Regions from separate parts of the Homo sapiens genome. Here region 2 is linked to region 1. Evidence: chromatin contacts called from ENCODE Hi-C data. All regions are on one chromosome and are shown on one strand. The core of a region is the stretch at or near the end of the contact, and the rest is flanking DNA. Distances in the headings are between cores, read along the strand shown. Region 1 holds the start of TENT4A (terminal nucleotidyltransferase 4A). Region 2 overlaps ADCY2 (adenylate cyclase 2).

Region 1 (5,981 bases), core at 2,062-4,561:
AACGGGTTGGCAAGGGGTGGGGCCAGGAGCCAGGACCTAGGGGCATCTGAGCAGCAGAGCCCTGGAGGTGTTGCTGAGTTTTAGGCTTTAGTCTTTAATGTGGGGGATTGGAGATGGGGGAGGTGACATCACAGGGTGAAGGGGAATCTGACCAGACCTGCTGGCAGAGAAGATTGCCCCATTACCTGTGATGGGAAAGGACTCAAGCAGGACCAGAGTGCATCAAAGGCACCTCCGGCTGCTTGAGCAATCTCCACAGAAGTAACAAGAGCCTGCATGAGGGAGGATGAGGTGTGGAGAGATTAAAAGGGCCAAACGAACAGCATGTGATGAGAGACTGGACGTGGGTGACGAAGAGCGTGAGAGGGGACCTGCACAACTGAGCAGGGTACTCTTGTGCTCTAGGCAGGGGGCACTTGCAGGCAGGTTTCAGGGTGGGTCAAGATCATGAGACTGTGTCTCCCATGCCGTCCCTGCCCCAGATCCCCAGATCCTAGCACAGCACCTGATCCTAGTGGGCTCATTCACTAACAAAAGCAACACCACCTACTGAGCCTGACTAGAGTTACCTGGAGGAAACAGCTCGGGGAGCCCAAGTGAGGTGCATGGGACCTGATGCGCTACCACTTTCTAAGAGCAGAGGTACAACCCAAGACTGGCAGAGACCACGTGTCTTCCTGTTTTTTCTAGTGCTAAGAGAAACGGAGTCCATTCCAGTTACATAACAGGCTGGAAACCTAAAGGTCCTCCCCAAGCGAGCCCTTAGGTATATATTGCTATTCATCAAGAAGAAACTGCTCCCAACCACCTGCTCTCAGAAAGTTCTACAGGTAAGAACTGGAGGGAGAGAAGAGGAGTCTGCGCTCCTGCCGGCGTCTGCACTGCATGTTTACACTTCGGGAAATTTAGAAGGTATCGCTTGTAGCCCAAGCCAGGTGAAATAAGTTACAGAACATGCAGCTATTACAGTGTATCACACGCTTTAAAGAAGTATCAACTCGTGTTTCCCAACATACTTCAAATGAGAAAAAGAGTTACAAGCAAAAGTTTACTATAAGAACTCCCAACACCTAGCAATTGTGGTTATTTGTAGGACTCTACTGCATGCAACAACCCTCATACCCCAGCAAATCCTTAATTGTTTTTTAAATTGGGGGGAAAAATTGTGCAAGGAAAAATTATCATTTAAGTCTTAAAATACTGACATACAACCTACACATAAATTGCTTCCAGACGCTCAGAAAAGCCCAAAATGGCAAAGGGGCTGCGTCAACAGCATCACACCTGAACAGCCTCACCTGGGACAATTCCAACCCCGAAACACACACCACCTTTCGTTTCATTCCTTGCCGTCTGTAAGTGCACTAAATTTAAGTAGAGCCTCTAATTCCCTCTAGGCGGATGTAGAAATATTTAAAATAAAAATGGCACCTTCCAAAGAATAGACATATATGACAAATCTGGTTTTTTCTTTGAATTAAGCCAATGTTTATAAACCATAGGCGATGCTTATGGTAATTGCAGCACAAAATTAAAGGACACAACACCCCCCAAAAAATGAATCACCTCTAAGTTGACAGTTAAATTTTTTTAAAAAATGAAATTAAAAAGGTTAATATTTACCTTCGACGTGATTCGAGTTCCTGGCAATGCTAAATTATTCTGCAACTTAACTTACGTGAAACTCCACACTTATCTACGCCCCACTTTGACAAGGGGTTCCTCACTTGCCCGGAGGCGGGGTGGAGGGGTAGAGAGTCGATTTCCCGTTCCAATCTCAAGAGTAAAAAAGACAAATACCTGCAGGTCCTACCCAGCAGCCCCTTTTCTTGGACTGTTACTTGTAGGATCTGGGCAAGTCACTCCACGATAAATGAGTCTGATGTTTAAAAAAAAAACTTTCAGTGCAGAGTCGGGCCTTGGCCTTAGCCTTCAACATCCATCCTCCAAAAGCCCGGGCGCCTGGGACGGGTGTCTGCACCGCGGGCGCCGGCCAGGACCATGGGCCCCGCCCCCGCCCCCGCGGCCTCCCCGCGCACTCACCCCTGGATGCCCGGGCTGTACGCGCGGCTCTTCCACGGGGTGCCGGGCCGCGGCGCCTGGGCCCCGGGGCCGCCCCCTCCGCTGAGAGCGGCCGCGCGGCTGCCGGACAGCAGGTAGTTGAGGCCGTAGGTGCTGGCCTTGTTCTCGCGTTTCCGGCGACCCGGGTGGAACTGGTGCTGCGACGGGGAGCCGGCGGGCGCGGGGCCGCGCGGCCCGGGGTGCCCGTTGGCTGTGCCAGGGGCGCTGGGCGCGCCGTCGGCGAAGTTGAAGAAGGCGCCGCCGCGGCCGCCGCCCGGCCGGCCCAGCGAGGCGCTGCTGGAGGACGACGACGAGCAGCCGGGGCTCTCGGTGCCCGACTCCGCGTTGGACGAGGAGGACGACGACGAGGACGACAGCGACGGCGACTTGTGCAAGCGCCGCGCGCCCTCGGCCGCGGGCCCCAGCGCCGTCAGCAGCGCGGGGGGCAGCGCGGCGGGCGCGGTGGGGCCGGGCGGCGGGGGCGACGCGGCGGGCAGCGCGGGGCCCAGGCCGCCACTGCCCCGCCCGGCCGCCCCCGCCGCGGCCGCCGTGTCCAGCGCCGGCGAGTTGAGGCAGAAATAGGACGCGAAGCCCGAGCCGCCGCGGCCCACGCCCTGCGAGGTCTCCCAGATCTGCATCCACAGGGCATTGGCCGGCCCCTTCTGCTCGGGCTGGATCCAGGCCACGCGCGGATCCATCCACGCGCCGCCCCCGCGGGGCCCGCGCGCCCGCCCGCCCCGACGCGGCCCCGCCCCCGCCGCGCCCCGAGGCCCGGCCGCGCGCGCACGGACGGACGGACGGGCCTGGGCCGGTGGCGGCGGCGGCGGCGGCGGCGGCGGGCGGGCCGAGCCCCGGCCTCCTGCTCTAGCCGCGCTCCCGTCGGGCTCCGGCGTGGGGCGGCGGCGGCGGTGATGGGCCCCGGCAGGCCGCGGCGGGCGGCTCCGGCGCTTGGCGCGTCCCAGCGGGCGGCTGCGGTCTCCGGGCTCCCGCTTCACGCGGCGCGGGGCGGGCGCGGGGGCCGCGGCGGCGGCGGCGTTCCACTCGGGCCGCGGGGAGAGGCCATCGGAGAAGGGCGGGCGGCGGGGCCGAGGGGGCGGGCCCAGGCGCCGAGCGGCTGAAGGACCCGCGGGAGGCGCCGCCGCCCGTGCGGCTAGCCCTCAGTCACGCTCGCGCCGCTGGCTCGGCGCTCCTGCGGCGGCGGCGGCGGCGGCGGTGAAAAGACACTCTCGGCGGCGACAGCGCGGGGGAAGGAGGGGGCCGCCGCCGCGTCCGCTCCAATGAGGGGCGGGGGAGGGGGCGGGGACGGGGGCGGCAGGAGGAAGCGCGGCCTCGGTCGCCGGGCCGTGTCGCCGGTGCGCACGCGCGACCGATTTCAAATCCTCACTAGACACTGCCGCCGTGGTTACCGCGCCTGCGCGTTGGGGCCCCGTCGGCCGCGGGCGGGGTGAGGACGGCGTCAGAAGCTACGCGACTGGGAGGGGCTGGAGGGAGAGGCGGTGGCGTTGAGCCATTACTGACTAGGCCGGCGTTGGGTGGAATAGGCAGCGGCTGGAAGGCCCGCACGCCGCCCTCGGCCCGCCGCGGCGCGCAGACCCCGGCGTGCAGACATGCGCGCTAGGGCCGGTGTCACCGGGCTGCCGCCTGAGCCGCGCTGCGCGTGCGCAGGGCAGCGTGGCCGTCACCGCCGCCGGTGGAAGTTTCCGAGCAGCCGGGCGGGGGCAGCGGACGCCACCGCAGGCGCTTCCCCCGCCGGCCGGCCCTCCCTCCTGACGTAAGGGCGGGCCCCGGTCGCAGATCCCGCCCCAGGTCTCTCATCCGAGGGTCCGTGCAGCAGGTCACGCTGCGCTCTCTGGGGTCCGCGCGTCGGCCCACGTGCTCCCTGCACCTCGCGGGGTGAGCGGCCAGCGTGCCGTGCCGGGTGGCTGGCTCCGCCGCTCCGGAGCCGGGAAGGACACGCGGCAGAGTCCTGCTCCCTAGCGGGTCTGCTTACAGGCGTTTGGTTTGCTTTTTAAAATGATTTTCTATGCGAAAAGTGAAGTGAAAACTTCCAAGTTAATTCCCTGGGCAAAATGGGCAGTGCTAGCCGAGGAACGGCTGGTGGGCGGCGCGTCCGGCCCCCGGCTTCGGTTTTTCCAGCTGCACCGAGCGGGCAGGAGTCAGTGGGAAACCGCCCGCCATCCACAGCCTGCCGTTTGCCATCCCGGTGTCCCGAGCGCGATGGAAGCCGGGTTGACAGTGGCACTGTTTGGAATACAGCGCCAACCACACATCCTGTGAGGTCCAAAGCAAACGCCAGTGTCGTTGATCATCGCGGTGCCCCGCGAGCCTGGGCGACGTGAGGCCCCGCGGCTGCCGCCCTGTCTTCAGGCGGAGTCCCCGCAAATGCACTCCCGGGCCAGGGCCCTGAAGCTGCCTTAGCCCAGTGGCGCCCGGGCTCCAAGCCTTTTAAGTAGAACGGGACCTGGCCTTCGTACAGGCGTGTTGTAAATGCTACCCCCTCGTCTCCAGCACAGATGAGTAGACATTACTAAGCACTTGACCCTTCAAACATCGCCCCAACAGGAAAGGTCCGTGTGTTGCATACAAAGGCTTTGGGGCAAGTGGTGGTGGTTAGTAATGAAAATGAATGTTTCAGACGTTTTCAAATACCTTCATATTGTACACGTGGAAATCATGACCAAGGATTAGAACGTGCATTCAGTAAACTACAGAAAATCACACACAAGTCAAACGGCCGTTATTCTGGAGCTGTTTGCTTCCAATGGCTCAGTCCAAAATCCTTGGTCATGCCTGGCTCCTCTCTCTGTCCACAATGAACACATCCTCTTGGCTCCACTGCCCGAAACAACCAGAACCCAACTGCTACCCCTCCTCCTCCCTCCACCCCTCTTTCCCCGCCACCCGTCCATTTTAAAGCAGTGCCTTCTAGCTGGTTTCCCACATTCTGCACAGCTGCTCGTGTGATCCTTTTTAAAAAACAAAAAAGATGTTACTATTTTAAAAATCATCTCATGCCACTCTTAGAATACTATGCAGCCGTAAAAAGGAATGAGATCATGACCTTTGTGGGGACATGAATGGAGGTGGAAGCCACTATCCTCAGCAAACTAACACAGGAACAGAAAACCAAACACCGCATGTTCTCAGTAATAAGGGGGAGCTGAGCAATGAGAATGCATCGACACAGGGAGGGGAACAACACACACCGGGACCTGTTGGGGGTTAGGGGAAGGGAGAGCATCAGGATAAATAGCTAATGCATGCAGGGCTTAATGCCTAGGTGATGGGTTCACAAGTGCAGCAAACCACCATGGCACACATTTACCTATGTAACAAACCTGCACGTCTTGCACGTGTATCCCAGAATTTAAAGTTGACATTTTAAAAAATTCAGTCCATGCCACTCCTCTGCTCAAAACCCTCCAGTGGCTTTCTCATTCAGCAAAATGGAACAACCTTGCTATGACCTGCAAGTCCCTTATCCCCTGGTCCTTCCCCTCTTCCCCTGCCCTCACCTCCCAGCGCTTTCCCTAGCCCAAACAATACCAGCCAGAAGCACCCCTGGCACACTCCTGCCTCAGGGCCTTTGCACTTGCTGTTCCATCTGCCTGACATGCGTTCCCTCCTCCCCATCTTAGTGAGGACGTCCAAGTGGCTCTTTAGTCTAAACTGCAAACATAACCCTCAGCATCCCGTTTCCCTTCCCCATTTGCTTTTTCTCCCTTAGTTTCCTGGAGCTGAGTAACAAAATGTCACAAACTGGGTGGCTTAAAACAACAAACGCATGCTCTCACAGTCCTAGAGGCTGAACGTCCAAAATCAAGTTGTCAGCAAGGCCGTGTATCCTCTGAAGGCTGTAAGGGAGTGTGCCCCATGCTCTCCTCTCAGCTTCTGGTGTTGCTGGCAAACCGTGGCATTCC
Region 2 (5,981 bases), core at 961-3,460, 1.1 Mb before region 1:
TAACAGCTGATGGAGAAGCTTCAGGAAGTTTTAAGTAACACAAGTGCCCAGGAGAAGGAAGAGGCACTGCAAAGCCAGTGTAGACACAAACAGCCAGCCCTATGCCCATGAGCCCGAGCATAGGCCTATGAGCACTTCTTCATTGAAATAAAACCTTTTCAGAATTGATTGTTACAGCGATTACATCATTCTTGACTCCCTATTTCTGAAGGGAAATTAATTTCCTTTTGTGCATTGATGCAGTGGGTAGGAGAGCAAAAATGACATGATCTGTGTTAATGCAGGTCTTGGCATAAGCTGTGCCATTTTCCAAGCATTGTTCCAGAAGCCATGGAGTGGAGGCTATCCAAAGACGCCCTGCCCTGGACTCAAAAAGTCATCAGCAACCACAGGTTGTGCCACAGAGAGGAATGGAACTGCCTCCCTGGTCTCTCCCAGAGTCCTGACCTGTCAGTTTTGGTCCCAGGAAGTCGTTCATCCTCAGGGCAGTGATTCTGCAGGGAAGCAGCCCCCATCCTGTTTATGCATGAAGTATTTCACTAGTTAAGTCAGAAAGGATGCAGGTATAAGCTGATCCCAGGCAGGGAAATAAAACATGACTTCAAGTCCTTTTTTTTTTGGCTTATAGGTAGACCTTGTTGTATTGCGTCTTGCTTTATTGCAGTGCACAGATATTGCATCTTTCACAAAGTGAATGTTTGCTGCCACCCTCCCTTGACCAAGTCTAATGGCACCATTTTCCCAACAGCATGTGCTCATTTTGTGTATCCATGTCAGCATTTTTTGCAATACAGTATTTTAAAGTTAAGGTATGTACATTTTTTTTTACACATCATGCTATTGAATACTTAAAACATACAGTATAGTGTAAACAATCTTCACATGTGCTGGGAAAGCAAAAATTTGTGACTCGCTTGATAGTGATATTCACTTTATTGCAGAGGTCTGGAACCAAACCGGCAATATTGGTAAAGTATAGCTATACTTGCTTTTGCCAAAGTCTTGTTTTCCTGTATTATTTCCAGAAGACTCACAGAGCAGTATCACCAAGAGTTTAGTGGAAATGGATTAGTGTGGTGGATGCCGGGGCAACCCACACAAAGGGGCTGAGGGCCTGCTCCCATCCACCCCATGCCCCAGAAGCCTCCCCCGGGGCCTCTGCATTCAGAGGCACTGAGCACTCAGCACCAGGGCTTGGCCCACCCTGCTGAGAGGGGGCTGGGAAGGCAGGCACTGCCCACAGTGCTTTTTATCCAATGCCAGGAACAGGAGCGAAGTGATTACATTGGGTTTTGTTTTCCACTTTATTCAGGCTCTAAAAATGTTGGGCAGGAGCCCTTTCTGAAAGCTTTTGATCAATTCCCAGGGGCAGTGATTCTCAAGTTTTGCATGAATCTGGGATATTTGCTTAAAAGATAGCTAACAGTATTTACTACATGCCATGCACAGTTCTAAGAGCTTCATCTAAATTATTGCTTCAAAAATTGGTAATGGTCTCTGAGAGGACTCTGAGGCCCCATAGCCAAGAGGTGCCAGGGCTGGGACAGATGCTTTGCTCTCAGTCACCTCTCAGGGCCCAGGAGGTCAAGGAAGGCTTGTGTGGGGACCAGTAATAGCTTGTTTAGCAGGTGCTTCACTTTCAGAAGCACTGCTCTTGTCTGCAGGGACTTCTTTGGTCCCAGCATCAGCCACACTCTGCCATGCAGTTTCAGTAAGGGGTAGGGCTTCTGCTTGGGGAAACCTTAGGGAGGAAAAGAGCTCAGGCAGGATGTCAGTATTTGGTCCTGACACTGTAGAGGGGACAGAAACCTTGATGATAGCTACACTCTTAAACAGCATGGGCACCGTTATCATTCAGCTGTGCAAGGCCACACAATATTAGCCCCACCTGGCCTGGGATTGCAAGGTTAATATTACATCATTAGGTCAAGGAAATAGATTCTTCTGTCCAGTGAGGAGGCTACTTTAGGGCAGCAGGGTCCGATGGCCACAGGAGACATTCCACAGAAGGGAGGGGCACGACTTTGCTATGCTTTATGCACGCAGGTGGCTCTTCTTATAACACCCTCATTATGTGTTTTCAGAAACAAACAAAACTCTCCCTTTCTGAGACTCACTGTGGGAACTCTGAGAACTTTTGGCAGGGGGTTGGTGCCTCTCTTTCTTGCTCAGGCCCTTTGTGTGGGCTCTGTTTTGCATGCAGTGCTGTTCCCATGGGGACTGAAGCCTCCAGAATCTCCCCACACTCACTGTTCCCGCAACTGGCTAGCAAACCTCCCCTGGGGGAGTACAGGGTCCTTGAGGAGACGGCATAGGTCTGCTCTGATTGTGGTGGGGATTGGGGGCTCCTTTTAATAGTTTAGTCCCCAAGTCTTACAATGGCTGCTAGAGTAGCCATCACCCCCATTGCTCACCCTATTAGACAGAAATTGGTAGTAACATTTGAAATGTTACAGCCAAGGGAAGATCTGCATTGTGTGATTAAGTACAGAGAACCCTGCAGCCCGCCAGCTGAGCAGAATGACACGATCATTTCATTTCCCAGCATCACAGTGGGAATGATGATGCTCTGATTTAAGGTTCAGTGTCCACTCTTCTCCCTTCCAGAGAACATGTCAGGTCAGCAGCGAGACTGCAAGCCTACCAGGCAGGAATCACTGGCCTTGAGCGTCATCCAAACACCCTTGGCATGCCTGTTATGGAACGTGGAGCCATCCATGCTGGTCCAAGTCTGAAGAGCTCTGAAACCAAGCTCTTTCATTCTCCTATAGGGCTGTAGGCTGCCCCCAGTCAGGTGTAGATTTGAGGACCCCGTGTTTCCCGAATGAAGGAAGGAACCATCTTCAGGTGTTGCAACTGGAAGCTTGGTGAACAGGCACTGATCATCTGCAGGGGGATTTATATCAATGCTTAAAGACAGGTCCCTATGTACACACAGGGCTACAGTGGCTGTGATGACACCCCCAAGGGGTTCACCTTCTTTATTTGACAAATACAGAAACAAAGCCCAGAGCTGGCTTCATCTAAATGTTCCCATTCCTGCTTTGCTCCTGGAAAGTTTCCGAGCTGCCCTTGCAGTGAGGCAGTGCCAAAACCAGGGCTCACCCCAGGTCCCGAGTCCCCACTCCGGGCTCCTGTTAGGCCATGCTGCCTGCCCCACTACTCGGCTTTACACCATGGAGCTCGCAGGGTGGTGAATGCTACAGGAGACACTGTGTGTCTTTTTTGTTGTTGTTGTTGAGATGGTGTCTCGTACTGTTGCCCATGCTGGAGTGCAAAGGCACGATCTCGGCTCGCTGCAATTTCTGCCTCCTGGGTTGGTGCGATTCTCCTGCCTCAGTCTCCTTACTAGCTGGGATTACAGGCACATACCACCATGCCCGGCTAACTTGTTTTTGTATTTTTAGTAGATACAGGGTTTCACTATGTTGGCCAGACTGGTCTTGAACTCCTGACCTCATGATCCGCTTGCCTTGGCCTCCCAAAGTGCTGAGATTACAGGCCTGAGCCACCGCACCCAGCTGACACTGTGTGTCTTTAACCCAACAGCAGCACTCCTTAGGAAACTTGGAGGAAAATGTCACGTCACCCTCAGGAGCACCAGAGGGTTGTGCAGTGGCATGAAGGTCCCTGGTACACAGCAGGGCCACAGGGGAAGTGGAGGAGTCACTGTGAGCTGCCAAGACCCGCACTTTGCTGCTGTCTTCCCTCTCATGCGTATCCCACCTGTGTGGATGTGGGTCCCGTGCACGCCTCTGTGAAATGCCCGCCTCACCTGGAGGACTGCAGTGCGAAGGCACCATGCAGATGTCCCTCAGCCTGCCTCCAGCAACTGGAAGGCAAGGCACCATGCTTCTTCTTTTATGGATGAGGACGGCGAGGCTCGGACAGGGAAGTAACCAGCTCACGTTCACAGGAACAGACAATGTTGGGAGTAAGATTTGAGGCCGCACTGTGTAGCTCTAGGTTTTATTCTCCTTCCCCATCTTGCCTTTCCTTATTATTTCCAAGGAGGGTAACTGTATTCTGATGCTTGCTTAGAATAAGCCAAGCAAACAGGAAAGAGCAGAGAGAACCTGCTACTCCTGGAGGTCTGGCCCAGGGAGGCTGTCAGGACATGAGACAGGGCTCTGCAGGGCTGTGAGGCTGAACCCTGGGGCCAGGGTACCTTCTGTGCTCCCCACAGACCTTCACAGAGCTTCTCGAGCTCCAGAGCTTTCCTCTGAGCCCATGTCTAGGAAGGGACCCTCCTATCAGCTCCCAAATTCTTTTAAAAATGTTTATTTATTTATTTAGAGATGGAGTTTCGCTCTTGTTGCTGAGGCTGGAGTGCAATGGCACGAGCTCGGCTCACTGCAACCTCCACCTCCAGGTTCAAGCAATTCTCCTGCCTCAACCTCCCAAGTAGCTGGGATTACAGGCACCCGCCACCATGCCCAGCTAATTTTTTTTTTTTTTTTTTTTTTTTTTTTGTATTTTTAGTAGAGACGGGGTTTCTCCATGTTGGCCAGGCTGGTCTTGAACTCCTGACCTCAGGTGATCCAAACGCCTTGGCCTCCCAAAGTATGAGATTACAGGCGTGAGCCACCGCGCCCGGCCTCAGCTCCCTTATCTCCCTTTGCTCTCTTCCTGCCTGCTCCAGTGGGCTCTTCTCAGGTCTTGAATTAGGCACTTTCCTGGTGCCTGTGGAAAAGTAGCCCCTTGGAGCCTGAAATGTTCTCTCCCCGTTCCTCTCTCCCCCTGGCCCCCGTCTCCCAGCTAGTTTCTAGCACTTTATTTCCAGATTCAGAAGCCACTTCCTCACAGTGGCAGCCTTTCTGGAGTACCATATTTACATCCCAGTGTCCTTGGAGATAACAGGATCCTATCCCCAGGAGGCGCCCACGGAGGATGAGGCCACCTCTAATCCCATTCATCTCTGTATCCTGGGCCACCACCAGCCTGGCTACAGGGCAGGGGAAACATGGGGACCTTGCTGAATTTAAAAATGGGCTGGAGACTCCTGTTAACGAGAACAGAGGGCCCTTTAATAGACATTGTAATTTTATTACCTGTGATCAATAGGAAAATCAGGTGCTGAAGAACCCACCAAATGTAGTAAACACCAGGAGAAGAGATAGGAAAGCCAGTGGGCCATGAGACTTGTTGTGTAGCCCTGGAAGGCCCACTGTGCCCTGAATATTTCCAGGAAGATGGGAGTGGTGATGTCTAGCACCTCATCTGCCACCTGGCACCTTCTTCTTAATGCCAACTTCAAATCCGCTACAGAAAAATACTGTTCCAAGGCTTCTCACTGCAGGTTGCTTTGTGTTCTGGTATCATCCAGGTTGAGCTTATCCATTAAGGAGTTCATCCATCTACAGGTGACCCCCACCTCTTTTGCGCATGCACTCCCATGCCTCAGTGAAAATGTCCTAAGAACAGGGGTTACACCTCTGAAAAAAAAAATCTCAGGACCCCAAACTCACTAAAAGTTAAGCTTGGGAACTGAGTCATGCAAGAAACTACCTGCTTTTTGTTCCCACACGGATGGCTGCAACATAGAAGGGCCACGGAGCACCCCAGGTGGCCTCCCTCACAACTGCTCAGGAAAAAATTCCTTGTGGGCCCTGAAATCTTTCAGAATAGACACCCCCCCAAAAAAAAACTGACCAGAAAACAGAGTTCTGTTGACTCTTATCCTGGCAATGCAAATTAATAGCTGATCTTCACAGGTACTGGACAAAGACAAGACCAGAAATCATCCCTCGGCTCAAGCAGAGGAAGGCATAATGGGCTTTTCCTGACTCCTCTCTTTTCATATGGAAAATGTGGTTTCAATGAGCACTAATCAAGCCTCACAAGAATGTAACCATCTCTTGTCTACCCCGTTTCTCTTTTTATTCCTTTTCCTCCTTCCCCTACTGTCCACTCTTTCCCCTTTCAGTATTGGAGTCTTCAAAACTCTCTTTGGGAAAAGCACAGGCCAGGAATCCTAGTGT

Evidence for each region. A loop is a pair of places that touch in the nucleus more often than their neighbours do. Pooled maps may share reads with other maps.
Region 2: a loop to region 1 is called in a pooled map, with 6 times the contacts of the local background. The contact joins the enhancer-like site here to the promoter of TENT4A in region 1. A Hi-C loop is called at or near these places in 2 of 50 pooled maps.

What each region holds. Positions count from the first base shown.
Region 1 is chr5:6,710,762-6,716,742 of GRCh38, reverse strand. TENT4A (terminal nucleotidyltransferase 4A) reads right to left here and starts at 3,311. Exons shown (of 13, transcript NM_006999.6): 1 at 2,044-3,311. The coding sequence starts at 2,759. RefSeq lists enhancers at 536-595, 896-945, 4,163-4,222 and silencers at 1,943-2,332, 2,703-2,772, 3,073-3,442, 3,553-3,992.
Region 2 is chr5:7,790,709-7,796,689 of GRCh38, reverse strand. The region is part of intron 20 of ADCY2 (adenylate cyclase 2); the gene reads right to left. Among named protein-coding and RNA genes, the nearest start is that of CFAP90, 57 kb to the left of the region's middle. RefSeq lists enhancers at 1,902-2,001, 2,252-2,411. Within about 2 kb of position 2,210, at least 2 of the 41 ENCODE cell types and tissues checked have a DNase peak (open chromatin) inside an H3K27ac peak, as active enhancers do.